Regions from separate parts of the Mus musculus genome. Here region 2 is linked to region 1. Evidence: chromatin loops called from intact Hi-C (ENCODE). Cell type or tissue: gastrocnemius. All regions are shown on one strand.

Evidence for each region. A loop is a pair of places that touch in the nucleus more often than their neighbours do. Peaks named below come from ENCODE experiments on the same cell type or tissue, not always from the same donor. Only the 100,000 strongest peaks of a DNase experiment are listed, where the experiment ranks them.
Region 2: a loop joins it to region 1, with 1.8 times the contacts of the local background. A loop is called at or near these places in 2 of 42 quality-filtered maps.

What each region holds. Positions count from the first base shown.
Region 1 is chr17:29,141,194-29,143,693 of GRCm38, forward strand. The region is part of intron 9 of Rab44 (RAB44, member RAS oncogene family); the gene reads left to right. Among named protein-coding and RNA genes, the nearest start is that of Rab44, 28 kb to the left of the region's middle. In gastrocnemius, no CTCF peak of the experiment used is centred here; no DNase peak of the experiment used is centred here.
Region 2 is chr17:29,060,995-29,063,494 of GRCm38, forward strand. All of the region lies in intron 1 of Trp53cor1 (tumor protein p53 pathway corepressor 1), which reads right to left. Among named protein-coding and RNA genes, the nearest start is that of Gm41556, 5.9 kb to the left of the region's middle. In gastrocnemius, a CTCF peak has its summit at 1,472; DNase peaks (open chromatin) are centred at 1,831 and 2,440; H3K4me3 peaks cover 753 bases; H3K27ac peaks cover 1,778 bases.

The sequences.
Region 1 (2,500 bases):
AGCAAGAGAGAAAGGAGCCTCAGAGGCAAGACACTGGCTTTCCCAGCATAAAGTCCTGGGCACGGCATTATATTGCTGCCTTAGCACATAGGAGGCAGAGACGGAGGGTCACAAGTTCAAAGTCATCTTTGGTTACTTACCAAACTTGAGGTCAGCCTGGGCTACATGAGACCTTATCAAGATGGGGTGGAGTTGGGTGCGGGGATAGAGAAGGAAGAAGCTGAAGCCAGGATCCCACAGTGCACTTTGAAGGCATGTACCTAATGACCAAAGACTTTAATGCCAGCCAAGCCTCATGGGTTTGGTTTGTTGTTGTTGTTTTGACACAGGGTCTCTCTCTATAGTCCTAGACCTATATATGTAGACCAGCTTGGCCTTGAACTCAAAGATCTGCTTGCCTTTACCTTCTGAATGCCCTAACCTCTTTATTATTATCATTATCATTAATTTTTGATGTGTGGGGGTGTTTCTGATGCCCTGAGAGGCCACAGGAGGGTGTTAACAACAGTTGTGGGTGTTGGGAGCTGAGCCTGCATCTTCTGGAGGAGCAGCAACGCTCTTAGCTGCTGAACCATCTCTCTAGCCACAGGCCTTATCCCTTTAGCTCTGCTACTTCCTGATGGCACCGAGCCATAAGTCCATGGGCCTTTGCAGGTGGACAGTTCAGGTCCAGCTCTCTCTAGTTCTCACATCTTCTGACAGCAGAGAGGGGAGTAGCCCCTGCTTCCTGCAGGGGTTGCAGGTTCATGCATGTCACTTGGCATGTGTCGTACACTCAATCCATATTAGCCATCATTTTTGTATGATAAGTCAATATTTGACCATGATAGTTTAGTGGTTCCCAGAAGGGGGTCAAAGGTGGTGTGGTGTGTGTCTCTATGTCAGTTCCAGGTTCCAGGTTAATTAAGAGTCAGTGCCAAGCAGATGGCTTAATACTCCCCTGTTATTAGAGGGGACTGGGTCATGCTCTAGGGTTTCTCTGCCCTTGTGATATGGTTTGAATATGCTTGGCTTAGGGAGTGGCACTATTAGGAGTTGTGGCCCTGTTGTAGTGGGTGTGGCCTTGTTGGAGTAGGCGTGTTACTGTGGGTATGGACTATAAGACCCTCATCCTAGCTGCCTGGAAGCCAGTCTTCCACTAGCAGCCTTCAGATGAAGTAAAACTCTTAGCTTCTTCTGCACCATGCCTGCCTGGATGCTGCCACGCTACTGCCCTGATGATAATGGACTGACCCTCTGAACCTGTAAGCCAGCCCCAATGAAATGTCCTTAGAAGAGTTGCCTTGGTCATGGTGTCTCACGCAACATGTCCACAGGCCAACCTATTCTAGACAATTCCTCAAGGAGACTCCATTGCCGTATGATTCTAAATGTTATCAAGTTTATAATCAAAACTACCCACACACCTTCTTCTTATCATGTGGCAAAAAGATCTGTCAGCCTCTGTGGGAACAGAGTCTGGGGCTCGTTCTGAGACTTCCACTCAGGTGCAGGTATGATGATTGACTTTGCCAAGGGGATGGCTTTCAGGAGGAGGCATATTATTGAGAGTTTAACATAGATTTAGCTCCGGTGCTCACAGGGACGGGGTAAGAAAGACGCATACCCAAAGACGCATGCACAGAAACTCATGCACAGAGATTGGCCTGTCTTTGTACCTACCACCCTGAGGCTGGGTTCTAGCATGTTTGCGTGAGTGCACTCAGGTGTGTGTGGAGGCACATGGCTTTGGGAAAGGTCCTCCAGGCCTCTTCTGCCTCATTCACAAAGACAGAATCTCTCAGCAAATCCAGGGCTTACCAATGTCTCTTCCTTTGGAGGCTGCCACGCCCACCCAGCAATTATGCTGGCTTCTGGTTATCTGAACCCCTGTCTTCAGGCTTGCATGGCAAGTGCTGAAGCCCTGAGCTATCTCTCCAGCCCTCTGATGCTCTCTGTGTGTGTCAGTTCCACACAATTCCATAGCATAGACTCAGACAGAGCAAGCCTGCACCTGTGGCCAGCCAGGTGTCCCGCCCCCCCATCCCATCCCCTCTCAGAAAGTCAGAATTCTTGCCGAGTTCATTCGAGGCCATTGGTTGGGGACACAGATACCAGGTGTTCTGACTTCTTCATGTGTGATTCTCAATGCGGTCCCCCCTGGTGGCACAGAACTGAATCCTAGTGAGGTTTCTGGCCCTTGCTCACCACTCGCCCCACCTCAAAGGTTAGACCCCACGGGGGAAAGCCTGACCTCTCTGTGCCCTGTTCTGCCCTTGACTATTGCGGATGTGTGTGGGCCACCCCCTTGAGCCAGTAGACCAAATGTTGCATATCTGACAGTTTCTGTGGCTTTGCTGAACAGTTTTGGGGCACACTGGAGTCTCTTGAGGGTAGATGAGGGGGCGGAAATTAAGTGGGGAGGGGAATAGCAGTTGCAGGAATGGCCGAGAGCCGTTAGTGGGTGGCTCAGCCGGTGTGCAGCTGAAAGTGACAGTCTCAAGATCCTGTCGTCCTGGGC
Region 2 (2,500 bases), 80 kb before region 1:
ACATGTCCCTGTGAGAAAGGAACATATCAGGGGGGCTGAGCATTCAGCCCGCTCAGTAGCTAGCATGCTGGAACAGGGCACGGTGGTGCACGCCTGTGATCCTAGCACGGGGAAGGTGGAAGCAGAAAAGATTGGAAGTTCAAGGTCATCTTTGGCTACTTGGGGAGTTCAAGGCCAGTTTGGACTACTTGTTACAAAACAAGGCACACTATTGCGTTGTACAGAGCCCCGATGGCTGGGCTGTGTGCCGGAAGAACACTAGTGGCGAGAGCCAGACCCTGCCCAGTGTTTGGCTCAATATCCCATGGCATTTCAAGGTGAGGTGCTTTGTAAAGAATCCTAGGGTTCCCTCCTCCTCCACCTCTTCTCCCTCCTCCTTTTCTTATTCCTTCTCTTTCCCCTCCTCCACCTCTTCCCCCTCCTCCTCCTCTTTCCCCAAGCACAAAGTAAGGAGGCCTGAGAGTATCAAATCTGGGAGGCAATGACAAACTTTGTAAGGAACAACACTTATCTGTGAGGAACTGGAGAGATAACTCAGCGCCCCCCCCCCTCCCCAGTTGTTTTAAGCCAGCCAAGGCTACCTATTGAGGCCCTCCCTGTCTCAACAATAACTACAACAACAACAGCAACAAACAACAACAAATTGTTTCCACAATTAGCAATCAAAAGGATTAGATGTCCAGAATTTCAGAGCTCACTCTGGGTCAGGGCAGAGTGACCGGAAAGGAAGAAAGCCTACCCCTAAAGTGTGCCCAGCCTCGGGAAAGGCCCTGTCAGATCTTCCTAGGGCAGCAGTGACTGAGGTGGGAAACCCATACTGGCAAACCTGGTGTGGGCTCACTCTTTCATCTAGTGGCTCTTGTGATCTCTTGGGAAGATTTAATGTCCCCACCTTCCTGCCCCGCAGTGCTCCCCAGCCCAATGGGAAATGCTTCCTAGTTCTTGCTGCAGGTATGACTGTGAAGAGACTTTCAAAAGACCAAAACTCCCCCTCCTCCCCATTCTCTTCCTTCCCTCCTCCCCTTCCTCCTCCCCTTTCATTTTCCCTTCCTCCCCCTCCCTCTTCTCCTCCTCCTCTACCTCTTCCTTCTCTCCCCCTCTTCCTCTTCCCTTTCTTTTCCTCCCCTCTTTCTCTTCCTTGTCCCCCTCCCTCCCCTCCTCCCTCGCCTCTTCCCTCCTCCTCTCGTGCCTTTTCTTCCCCTTCTTTCCCATTTCTCATCCTCCTCCTTCCGGTAGTGCTGGGTCAGAGCCATTGCTTCTGAGCTTTGACTATGCTAGACCAGTGCTGTACCACAGACTCTATCTTTAGCCCTTAGATAAGGGATTTTCGATGACAACAGTAATATGACATTTTGAAAGCTTCCCTGGAGGCTCTGGAAGGGGAGCACTACTGCTCTTCTAGCCCTGACTCAAGATGGGCCTCTTCTCTGGGGAAAGAAGCACCCTCTTCAGCCAAGCAGGCAGCTTCCAGTGAGGGAGGGAGGGAGGCGCTGCACGCTTGGCTACCAGGCCAGCCAAATTCTCTCCGGCTGTCAGTGGGCTGAACGAGAGAGCTGTTTTGATGACCATGGTATGACCGGAATATTTGGCTCCTTGGACACTCAGATGAGAAAATATTGTTGCTCTCAGGTTCTTTTCCACTTGTTGACTCAGACTGTCTCAGGAGACCCACTGTGGGAGCTGCTGGAGAAGTGGGCAGCTCACTCTACTCTTGTTTAAACTACACAGAACAGAGAAAGTCACTCATGAGGCCACCTCTCTCTCCTCTCTGCCCCTCCCTCGCCCACGTCCCTGGGGAGTAGGCAGCTCACACACTGGCTTCTTTGCCTTTCTCTTCTCCACCCTCCCCACAGTGCCCCGAGGCCCCAAGGCAGCTGTGCCCTTTCTGTCCAGAAGCAGCAGCTTGATTGAAAATACCCATCCTTTTCGGGAGGGCCTCACAGAGTGGGTACTGCCAGAAAAATCTGTCCTGCCTCTCTCCCAGGATGCTAGAGAGTCACTGAGCTGGGACTGGGACTGGTAAATCTGTGGTACACACAGACACACACATATAGAGATATACAGAGTGAGAGAAACAGAGACAGAGGAATACACACACACACACACACACATATAAAGATATACAGAGTGAGAGAAACAGAGATACAGAGGAATACACACACATACACACATACATAGAGATGTACAGAGTGAGAGAAACAGAGATACAGAGGAATACACACACACACACACACACACACACACACTATTGCTCCGTAGCCCTGGCTGCCCTTGATTGATTTTGCAGCAATTCTTTCTGTCTTGACTCTCAAATGCTGGGCTTGTAAGAGCACATCCCTAACACACTCAGCGTGGGTGTGGGTGTGCGTGTGTGTCGGCATCTCTATTCTTAGCTCTTTGGGGTTGTGATTAAGGAAAATCAGGGTCACTTGAGCCAGGGTCCTGCAGTGCTGTGGCTGTCAATCTGATAAGCCAGCTGGCCCCTGAGTGACTAATGCTG